Regions from separate parts of the Mus musculus genome. Here regions 1 and 3 are each linked to region 2. A link is a contact called in ENCODE POLR2A ChIA-PET data. All regions are on one chromosome and are shown on one strand. The core of a region is the stretch at or near the end of the contact, and the rest is flanking DNA. Distances in the headings are between cores, read along the strand shown. Region 1 holds the start of Mdp1 (magnesium-dependent phosphatase 1). Region 2 holds the start of Rabggta (Rab geranylgeranyl transferase, a subunit). Region 3 holds the start of Ltb4r2 (leukotriene B4 receptor 2).

Evidence for each region. ChIA-PET counts read pairs that join two places held with the same protein, here RNA polymerase II (POLR2A).
Region 1: POLR2A ChIA-PET joins it to region 2 with 11 read pairs in embryonic stem cell. The contact joins the promoter of Mdp1 here to the promoter of Rabggta in region 2. POLR2A ChIA-PET finds 5 or more read pairs at or near these places in 3 of 5 experiments (Patski and embryonic stem cell).
Region 3: POLR2A ChIA-PET joins it to region 2 with 20 read pairs in embryonic stem cell. The contact joins the promoter of Ltb4r2 here to the promoter of Rabggta in region 2. POLR2A ChIA-PET finds 5 or more read pairs at or near these places in 3 of 5 experiments (Patski and embryonic stem cell).

The regions. Positions count from the first base shown.
Region 1 is chr14:55,658,394-55,662,090 of GRCm38, forward strand. It overlaps Mdp1 (magnesium-dependent phosphatase 1), which reads right to left and starts at 2,058. Exons shown (of 6, transcript NM_023397.5): 1 at 1,945-2,058; 2 at 1,775-1,835; 3 at 1,595-1,705; 4 at 977-1,084; 5 at 807-892; 6 at 1-681. The coding sequence starts at 1,981. The coding sequence ends at 590.
Region 2 is chr14:55,719,919-55,723,804 of GRCm38, forward strand. Rabggta (Rab geranylgeranyl transferase, a subunit) reads right to left here and starts at 2,345. Exons shown (of 17, transcript NM_001360387.1): 1 at 2,283-2,345; 2 at 1,926-1,982; 3 at 1,677-1,787; 4 at 1,218-1,342; 5 at 858-1,045; 6 at 386-589. The coding sequence starts at 1,928.
Region 3 is chr14:55,759,416-55,762,855 of GRCm38, forward strand. Ltb4r2 (leukotriene B4 receptor 2) reads left to right here and starts at 2,013. Exons shown (of 2, transcript NM_020490.2): 1 at 2,013-2,129; 2 at 2,493-3,440. The coding sequence starts at 2,509.

The sequences.
Region 1 (3,697 bases), core at 808-3,307, 62 kb before region 2:
AATTAAAACCTTGGAGGGACAAAGCCTCGTGCTATGGTTGGCTCATTCCTGAGCTACTCCCTACTACCAGAAAAGGCCGGCCGGCCCCAACCTTATTTCCAAACAGTATTAACTTTTAGTCCCTACAAAGAAATGCACAGCGTTATGGCACCCCACTATTTGAAACCGTTGGAGGAGGTCTCAGGGTGGGTTCCAACACAAGGAAACAACAACCTGGTGCACTCTAATCAGGACACAACTTCAGTTTACATGTTAGAAAAATGGAAACAGACTGGAGAGATGGCTCAGTGGTTAAGAGCACTGCCTGCTCTTCCAGAGGTCCTGAGGTCAATTCCCAGCAACCACATGGTAACTCACAGCCATCTGTAATGGGATCTGATACGATACCCTCTTCTGGTGTGTCTGAAGACAATGACAGTATCATATACATAAATAAATCTTTGTGAAAAAGAAAAGAAAAATGGAAACAACCCATACGGTGGCAGAACCCTGACTGTCACACGTGGACACTTTAATACAAGAGCCCCTGACAAGGCTTTCTTGATTTTAGTTTTACACTGCAGATGAGGCTTATCCACAGGATTGGACCTCAGAGTCCAGCTTGGGCCTTTGCAAATGTCTCTAATCCTTGAGTTAACGTTTGAAGACTCATCCCATCCCGGATGTGAATGCAGGTAACGCCTGGAACAAAGAGCAGTCACATTTTACCACACTTTCAAGGCTCTGCCGTATACTACCCACCCTACACTTACTTTATCTTCTTTTAAGAACTCCCCCCCCCTCACCCCCCAGCAGTGACTCAGTACCAAGTCTGCCAACGTCTATGATATTCCGATTCTCATCATCAAAGAAGACCATCTGAGAGAAAGGAACTCCGGTCTTGTGGTGCAACCTGTGAAGAACAAGGCAGGGGTAACCACTTGTCAAGCTGACTTCTTTTGTAGTCCACTTGCTCCCACACCAGCTGTCTGCCTACCTCTCAAAGTGTGTGACTTTGCTGCCTGGGTAGATTTCCCGCTGAATAAAGTATTTGCCAAGGTCAAAGAGCTCCAGGAGTTGGTTGGCCCCTTGTATCTCACTTGTCCTTAAAAAAAAAAAAAAAAAAAAAAAGGCATTAAATACATGCATTAGGGGAGTGCCAGAGATGCAGGCAAAGTTAGGTATAAGGGGATAAAGGGACAACTTTGCCCTGTTATTCAGTTCCAGAGATTCCGACATAGCTAGCGCTGAACTAATCTTTAGTAATTTAGAAGTACAGAAAGCTAATGATAGAAAAGCAACGAAGGCCGGGCAGTGGATAGCGCATGTCTTTAACCCTAGTAGTTGGGAGGCAGAGGCATGTGGATCTCTGTGAGTTGGAGGCAAGCCTGGTCTACAGATCAAGTTCCAGGACAGCCTGGGCTACACAGAGAAACCTTGTCTCGAAAACAACAGCAACAAAAACAAACGAACAAACAGAAAAGAAAAAAAAAGAAAGAAAGAAAAGCAACGAAAATATTTTTACATTTGCACTTCCTAGTTTTCGGTACTCAGGGAGTTAAGTGCAATTTCTTTATGCATCTACTTGAGTCTGCAGCACAGTTACTTATCTCACCGAGAAGCAGCGGCGACAGGCACGCCAAGGCTCTGCAGTCTTCCCAAGACCTCGGGCACCTCCGGGTACAATTGGATGTTCTGGCCCCGCCTGTCTCGTACAGTTCCATCGCTGGAGAATATGACAGAACGCTCAGTTCCCGCAATGTCTTTTCTGGTCCCATACCTCTTATAGTCTCACCTGCTCTTGTGGAATGGGGGGTCTACGTGTGTATCTACCCAGAAAGGCCAGAGCGTGTAATCTGCAAGAGGAAGGAGGAAGAAGGTTCAAGCTGGAGGAGTGCAGACACTTAGCTACCGCGGGGAGCGGAAAAGGGAAGCGCCTTATAAAATCCCCCTGCCGTTCCTTACCCAGATCAAAAACCGCAAGCTTTGGCAGCCGCGTCATGATCCACCCGCAAATCCAAACTTGGCGCTGAGTGTGTCCCAATTCTATGGCGGCCAAGTAGGCGGCGGGCGAGCCACAGAGAACCGGCAAAGCCCGGGTGACTAGAGCGTCGCTCGGCCTCCTCCGACAGCGCAAGAGCGCCTTCGGAGGCTCTGCGGGGAGAATAGCTGCAACCGGCGACCACACCTCCCTCCAAGGCGCGGGCCACAAAGTATTCCTTACACCACCCAACTCACTTCTCACTAGAGAAGCCACAGCTTTCTTTGTGCACTTCTGTCTTGAAATTGAGACCTCATCTCATGAGTTTATTACTCTGCACTCATCTTGTCTTCATGTCAGAATCTTGACAGTATAAAAAACTAGTCTTCAGCAACAGTATAAGCAGAAAGAATGTAGTGTCTGCACCCCAAAGTGATTTAACCACAGCTACACAGGAGGCCTAGGCAGGGGGTTGAGATCAGCATGGGCAATGAATGAAAATCTAGTCTTATAAAGGGGTGGGTCCGTAAGGTTTTTGAGACTTTCTTCAAGCCACTGTGAAGGGCTAGGAGGGCTGCCCTGGGAAAGGATTTCTTTTGGTTTCTACCGTCCTCAGCAACAGTATTTTAACAGATGTGAGTTTGTACAAATGGATTTGTAGTGCTTGCCAATTTCTGAAACTATTCTTGCTGCAGACGCCCGCGCCCCCTCTCCCCGCCCCCCTTCTTCCTTTCTCAAGGTAGGATCTCACTATGAAGGCAAGGGTAACCTTTAATTCACTAGGTATGCAACTTAGGCTGCTCTGGAATTCTTGATTCTCATGCTTTAGCCTCCCAAGTGCTGGAATTACATTCGTGAACCACCACAGCTAGCTACCATGTCCGATTTCAAATTACCAAGGGAGTCATTTAACATGGAGTCAGGAAGTGTGACAACACTTGGCACTTGTGAGCTTAGAACTGACCGAAGCCCACATTGGAGTAGGCTTTCCTAGTCTAGTGATCCTTCTACGGGACGAGGACCAAACACTACCTGAGCTTGCTTCACAGGTGGAGTGCAAAAGCGGGCTAAACTGGTATTTAGAACTTTGAAGAAATAATTCCCCTGGGCTCAGTGTGCAGGGGACACAACCCATCCAGAATCATTTGGGATAATGGAATAAAATGTTTTTCAGTTGAAAAGCCAAGCCAGGTGGGTCATGCCTGTAATCCCACCTACTAGGTAGGCAAAGGAGAGAGGATTAAAAATTCAAGGGTGTGGTGGCCTTCTCCTTTAATTCCAATGCTCAGGAGGCAGAGGCAGACAGATCTCTGAGTTTAAGGCCAGCGTGGTATACATACTAAGTTCCAGGACAGCTAGAGCTATATAGACTCTGTCTCAAAAACAAAACAAACAAACAAAAACAAAACAAAAACAACAAAACAAGAGTTCAGGGCCAGCCTGGGATACCTATCAAACACCTGTTTTAAAATAAAGAATATTCCAAGCTGGACGTGGTGGCGCACGCCTTTAATCCCAGCACTCGGGAGGCAGAGGCAGGTGGGTTTCTGAGTTCGAGGCCAGCCTGGTCTACCGAGTGAGTTCCAGGACAGCCGAGGCTACACAGAGAAACCCTGTCTCGAAAAACCAAATTAAAAAAAAAAAAAAAAGAAAGAATATTCCAGGCTGATGGCACATGCCTTTAATCCCAGCAGACAAATCCATGTGAATTTGAGGCCAGTCTGTCTATATAGTCTG
Region 2 (3,886 bases), core at 1,095-3,594:
CCAACTCTCTCCAGCCCAAGCGTCACACAGGAACTGCGTGTGTCAGTGAGGAGGAGGAGCTAAATAAGGTGGTGCAGAGCGGGGCTAGGCAGCCATCAGGACTGGGTGCTCCTGCAAAATCCTTGCCAGGATCCTCTAGGCCACTGGTCCTTAACCTTCCTAATGCTGCAATCCTTTAACACAGTTCCTCATGTTGTGGTGACCCCCCCAACCATAAAATGATTTTCTTTGCTCCTTGCTGACTGTAATTTTGTTACTGCGATGAATCATGATGTAAATACCTGATATTCCTGATGGTCTTAGGCGATCCCAATGAAAAGGGTTGGTCAACTCCCAAAGGGGTCGCAAGCCACAGGTTGAGAACTGCTGGTCTAGGCCCACTCACCTCTCAGCAGTACATTTTCAGGGAGCCGTCCCTGGGGGCCAGAGTCTGGCTGGGGGTGCAGCTGGGGCAAGAGGCAGGAGCGATAATGCCAGGAAGAATAGTTGGAGAAGTTCCGGGTGATGAGGCTGTCAGTGAAGGCTAGTTCCTCTGCAGGCGCGACAGCAGCCTGTGCAGCTACAAATCGCCGATAGTCCCAGCAATGAACTAGAGAGGTTGAGGGAGGGAGCCTATCTCAGACGCAGGACAAAGAGGAGCTACTGTACTGACGGCCCCCAGAATTCCTCAGAGAGCCCTAGCAATTCCTCCATGCAAACTACATAGACTGCTCCTATACATACATCTGGTTCCGCCATCCCTTTCAGCACTACCAGGATGCTGGTGCTAGATCCTGTGTATCCCTCCCCGCTCTGAGGACCCAGTACCAGGATGCGGGGCCCATGAGGTTTGTAGGGACAGGACTGTGGACACGTACAGTTCCGCTCATCGGCCTCGAGGAAGCGAGCGCACAGCTCCAGCTCCCGGGCCCAGTTGGGCTCAGGCAGGCGACTCAGCAGCCAGCAGCGGTGGTGCCAAGTGCCATAGGACTTAGGGTTCACACGCAGACAGCTCTCAAGGAAGCCTAGTTCTGCCTTCACAAGAGCAGCCAACTCCTCAGGGGACCTGGACCCCAAGAGAAAGGGGGGTTAGAGCCTTCCAACATCCAACCCCAACTTGTCCCTCCCTTCTTGTATCTGGTCCCCCTACTATCCTATCTCTATGCCCGGCTACCCCAATCCTCCTCCAGTTCTGCACCCAGGCGAGGGCCAGGGCAGAGACCTGAACTACTACATACTTCTGGGTTTCTAGCTGCTGGAGCACTTCTCTGCGACAGTTCCAGAGGGTGGCAAAATCAGGGTTGGCTCCCAGAATCTGGCTTGTCAGTTCTAGGACGGATTCATCCAGCTCGCCTGCCTCCCGCTGTGAAGACAGGTTATAGGGTCAGGGACCACAGCCTTTCCCCAGCTCTAGGTTAAACATTATAAACTCTGAACCAGTCAATAGTGGCACTATGCAACAGGTACTGTGCAAAACCTTACATGGCCTAACAGGTATTTTCTCACTTAATCTTTGCAATACTCGTACACAGGTTGTGCAATCATCAGCTCCATTTTACAGATGAAGGCAGTTCCAGTGACTCGAACAAGGCAATACAGCAACAACAGACAGAATCAAAATTTGGATCCCTACAGTTTGACTCTAGGGTCAAGCTTTTGGTCTTTGTATTATTGGGGACTACCTCCGAGGGCCCCACCTTCTGGAAGACAGCTTGAGTGGCTGACTGGTAGAGCTTTAGCTTCTGTTCCCGCTCTAGCCTTTTGGCCTCTGCCTGCTCTTCGGACGTCTTCACCTTCAGGCGCCCATGCTACCAGGGATATGAGGATAGGATAATATGAACGCCGGTTGCCTCGCAAGGGCAGTCTTGCAGAAGCCCGGCCGAGATAGCCACGTGGGATGAGGGCATGGGCATGCAGGGGAAAGGGGCTGAGCTCAGGGTTCTCACCATGGTTTCGGCTCAGCGTTGGCGATAGGGGAGGGGTCCGGAGGCAGCCCGTTCAATCTGCCGAAAGAGATGTCAATCACAGAACCCCGCCCACACGGCCCCGCCCCCCAGGTGTTTCCCGGAAGCTGCCAGCAGGCCCAGGATAAGGATCCCCGTGAGTTAAAAGGGGGCCGGCGGCTGGCACTGTGAGGTCAGGAGGAAGCGCTCACCACAACCACGGCCTCCGTCCCCACGGATCTTTCCGAAGCCCCACCCGTCAGGGCCGAGGCACACGCCGCGCATATAGAGAGCAGTGCCCGCCCGCCCGTCCGTCCGTCCCGTGGACCCTTGCACCCCCTCCTCCACCGGCGAACTCACCTGCTCAGGGAGGAGGTGCCAGGACGTGCAACTCCGGCCGCCACCGAGTCCCAGTGTGGCTAGAGCGGCTCCGTGCTGTGTGAGGTGCGGAGACGAGGCGCTGCGCCCCCTGCAGGCCTGGCTCTTCCCATTCGCAACTCAAACTGCAGCCTTGAAGGGACTGGTATCGGCTCAGGACACCCCAAGACCAAGTTTTCAGGACAAAGGAGCTTTATTTGCCCTAGAGGGACGAAGTATAGGAATAAGAGACAAGACAGGAGATGGAGAAGGGGAAAGAGAAGAGGGGAGGGGGGGGACGGGGGGGGCAGGTATTTCTCTCGAAGAGGGGACAAAGGACTGTCTTTGAATAGAGAGGAGACAGGCATGGCCCATAGGAGAGTGGCAGTTTATAAAGGTAAAAGGGGAAATCCTGTGTTAGGATGAGGTGAATAAGGGAACGGATCTCGGTAGCTAGCTTTAGGAACTCAATCTAACGTTTTTAGCAAGACAGAGGGAGTGGAGAGAAGGGCAAGGCCTGACAGAGCCATGTTTGCCAAACTCAGGCTGGCTAGAGTCCCTTTCCAGGCTAAGTGAAGAAGTTTCTCCAGCAACCTGCTATCAGCGAGTTCTGGCTGCCAAAAGTTCTCGGTTTCCTTCCTGTTCTCTTGATTTCATCTACATTCATGGTTACTATATGGCACCCAAACCTCTCTCCAGTCCAGACGTCCACAAGCATAATGATAGTGACAATTATATAGCAGTATATGTATTTGTTGACATGGTCAAAAGCTAGAGGCAGTGGTGCTGTTTGTAATGTTCAGCTTCTCAGGGGGTCGACACAGGAGGGTCTAGAGTTTAAGATAATAGTGAGGTTTCTAATTTTTTTAAAAATTGAGTATCACTGGGCAGTGGTGGCACACTGCCTTTGATCCCAGCACTCAGGAGGTAGAAGCAGGCAGTTCTCTGAGTTAGAGGCCAGCCTGGCTTACAGAGCGAATTCTAGAACAGCCAGGGCTACACAGAGAAACCCTGTCTAAAAAACCAGAAAGAAGAAAAATGTAGTTTCGCTTATATGTCCTAGAGATATTTCAAACTCTAAAAGCTAAAAAAGAGTCCCCCCCCCCGTCTCCCCCCTCTGAGTGCCAGCTTTATCATCATTGTTGCACTAAGTGGCAGTGTTCTCAAAGCTTTTTAGTCTCTTTAATAACCATTCAGTGCAGTTGCCACTAAGGCTGTTGCAATGTTCTTCATCCTGTGTTCTCTCTACTTTCATTCACCGTGAGCCATGGAGACAGATTTAAAGTATCCACTACCTGCCCAGCCCTTTTCTAGGTCCTCTTTTAGGTAACGTATTCTAGAAGAAAAGAGATGCTTCTTCTGGCCTTGTGTACTTCAGTCCCAGTGGGGGAAACAGCTGAGTCACTGGTTATCTTTGCTCCTGGCACTGTGATGGGAGCTCTGTATTTTTAATGCATGTGAGCGCGCGCGCACACACACACACACACACACACACACACACACACACACACACACACACACAGAGGACCACATGTGGAAGCCAAAGCAGAGTGATTAAAAATACGTCTCAGCCTAACTTTGTGGCTCACACCTGCAATCCTAGCACT
Region 3 (3,440 bases), core at 763-3,262, 39 kb after region 2:
TCTTTCTTTCTTTCTTCCTTCCTTCCTTCCTTCCTTCCTTCCTCCTTCCTTCCTTCCTCCCTCCCTCCCTCCCTTCTCTCTCTCTCTCTTTCTTTCTTTCTTTCTTTCTTCCTTCCTTCCTCCTTCCTTCCTTCCTTCCTCCCTCCCTCCCTCCCTTCTCTCTCTCTCTCTCTCTCTCTCTCTCCCTTCCTTTCTTTCTTTCTTTCTTTCTTTCTTTCTTTCTTTCTTTCTTTCTTTCTTTCTTTCTTTCTTTCTTTCTTTCTTTCTTTCTTTTAGACAAGGTCTTCAATAGGCCTGGAAATTGCTGTGCTGGTTAGGATCATTGGCCAGTGAGCCCTAGAAACCCACTTGTTTCCATCTGCCAACACCAGGATTACAACCCATGTACCCCTTTAAGATGGTTTCTGGGTGCCGAATACAGGTCCTCACACTTGTATAGCAAGGACTGAGCCTCTCCTCAGTCTAAGAATTTTAGTTGTGATGGCCAAGGTTTCATGTCTGATGTTAACTGTAGCCACGATGGATAATTGCACAGAAACTGAGATTTACTGTTAGTAAACCCCTTAACTGAGCACAGTCCCTGTTCTCCTGACTGGGAGCCTCCAAGGCTCTCCTAGTTCCCTAGCTTCTTGAGTCCTGAGTATCCCGAGCTTATCCCCGTCCCGCGGGAAATAAACACAGGACACACCAGGTTCTTCCACGGTTAACTTTTACTTCTTAAACATAGTGAGGTAGACAAAGAAGGCTCAGAAAGTGTGTGGCTTAAATACTTTTGGTGACGTGTCTAAACTAGGACTGGTAGCAACACCCATGATCCTCATGCACCCTGGGGATAGGTTAAAGCCCCCAGGGGTTGGGCAAAAGCCCCGGAGACGGACTGGTGGCTTTGGCTGGCTGTGTTCTCGCAGCTGCGCACAAAGAGGTTTAGCACCATCTAGTGGCGGCACATATATTGCAGCCCTTTACACCTGAGAAACACAAAGTGCCTGGACAGCTTTGTGACCTAGCCAGCTTCATTTCTCATGCCAGCTGGAGCCCCAGCCAGGGCCACTTCAGGCACCAATCAAGGGCAAATTATAGGGGTATAACACCTCTAGGGCAATCCTCCCTCAATGGGCATGCCCTAGTTTTATTCTGCCTTAGGTATTCTGTATACCTCAGGGTCCTGATGGCTAGTCATGGGGAGCAATGCATTGGATTGTTCTCCTCTTCCTGGTGTGTGTGACACACACACACACACACACACACACACACACACACACACACACACAGAGAGAGAGAGAGAGAGAGAGAGAGAGGTGGAGGTCAGAGTCAGTGTTAGAATCTATTGAGCTAGAATTCCAAATAGTTATGAGCTGCCTAACACGGTGCTGGAAAACAAACCCAGGTCCTCTGGCTGAGCAGCAAATGTTCTTAGCCACTGAGCCATTTCTTCAGCCTTCTTCCTGATCTTTTTTTTTTTTTCTTCCTGATCTTAATATGTTCCGTCCCTCCCCAGTGTTATGATCTCCACCCCTAAACCAGGTTGTAAGCTCTTATTACCCAAATGCATAGCCTTAGGCCTGAGCATCATGTATTACACTGAAATGTCACCGGCAACTGAGTAATAGCTGTAGGGTGGAGGGGCTCTGACAGGCCCCCAAAGAAACTGAAGCAGAAGAGGACACTCCGCAGGAACGGAAGGTTGAAACAAGCAAAAGGAGAGCAGCTGGGAGAGCGCCTTGTTTGGGTTACTTCTCTGTTGCCTGCAAGCCATGGAGGCTAGATAGAACATAAACATTGCAGGAGGTGGGCTGAAAGGACTGGGGCCAGAGGTGGGGAGATGTGGGAGCAGTCGTTAGCAGGTACAACTGCTCTTCTCCGCAGGCTGAGCCTTCTCTGCACCTCAGCCTTATCCTGCTTCCTGGGGAGGCTGGCCTCCACATGCCTGGGCCTGTCAGTGATGGGAAGGAGTAGGATGAAGGAGGGCCCAGGGTGAGCACCATCTTGTCCCTCTCCATTCTTGACTCATCCTCTCCGCAAATGTGACAGGCACGGGGCAGGATTAGGCACCTCATCCACAGCAGCTGGCTTCACCTGTCACCTTCCTAAATCTCTCTGCGCCCCCCAATGCTGTTCTCTCCCAGCGGGTAAGTAGATCTGCCCATTCTCCTTTACTCCTTACAGCCACCTTAGCCCTGAGATACAAAGACTGAGATTAGATACAGAGGCAGGTATGCAGAAGGCCAGAAGTGGAGACAGTGACTGTCTACAACGGAACTGGGGAACACCAGTGCCTTGGTACCAGCGACCTCTGGGAACATACCAAGGTGGGAAGGTTTGACTGAGGACAGAAGCCACAGGTTCTAAGGAGCTGTTTGAATTGGTTTCTTGGAGAGAAGAGAGGCAAGGTGACGAGAACTTGGGGGAGGCACGCTCCTTCTCATCTAGCATCAGAGGTCGTGTGGGCTTTTGCCCCAATCCTGAATGTCCCCTTCCCTGGATTCTTGCAGCTCTCCCCCTAGAAGGATGTCTGTCTGCTACCGTCCGCCTGGGAATGAGACACTACTGAGCTGGAAGGGCTCGCGGGCCACCGGCACTGCCTTTCTACTGCTGGCGGCGTTGCTGGGACTGCCAGGCAATGGCTTCGTAGTATGGAGCTTAGCGGGCTGGCGGCCCACGGCGGGCCGGCCACTGGCGGCCACACTTGTGCTGCACCTGGCCCTGGCCGACGGCGCGGTGCTGCTGCTCACGCCGCTCTTTGTGGCTTTCCTCAGCCAAGAGGCTTGGCCCTTGGGCCAGGTGGGCTGCAAGGCGGTGTACTACGTGTGCGCGCTCAGCATGTACGCCAGCGTGCTGCTCACCGGCCTGCTCAGCCTGCAGCGCTGCCTGGCTGTCACTCGGCCCTTCCTGGCTCCCCGACTGCGCAGCCCGGCCCTGGCCCGCCGCTTGCTGCTGGGGGTCTGGCTGGCCGCCCTGGTGCTCGCCGTCCCGGCCGCGGTCTACCGCCACCTCTGGGGCGGGCGCGTGTGTCAGCTGTGCCACCCATCGCCAGTGCACGCAGCTGCTCATCTGAGCCTGGAGACCCTGACTGCCTTCGTCTTGCCTTTTGGGACCGTGCTCGGCTGCTATGGCGTGACGCTGGCGCGGTTGCGAGGAGCGCGCTGGGGCTCGGGGCGACAAGGCACACGGGTGGGTCGTCTGGTGAGCGCCATCGTGCTGGCCTTTGGCTTGCTCTGGGCTCCCTACCACGCGGTCAATCTCCTACAGGCGGTGGCCGCGCTCGCTCCGCCGGAAGGACCCCTGGCCAGGCTCGGCGGGGCGGGCCAGGCGGCGCGCGCTGGAACTACAGCCTTGGCTTTCTTCAGTTCCAGCGTCAACCCAGTGCTCTATGTCTTCACTGCGGGGGATTTGCTGCCGCGGGCCGGGCCTCGGTTCCTTACTCGACTCTTCGAGGGCTC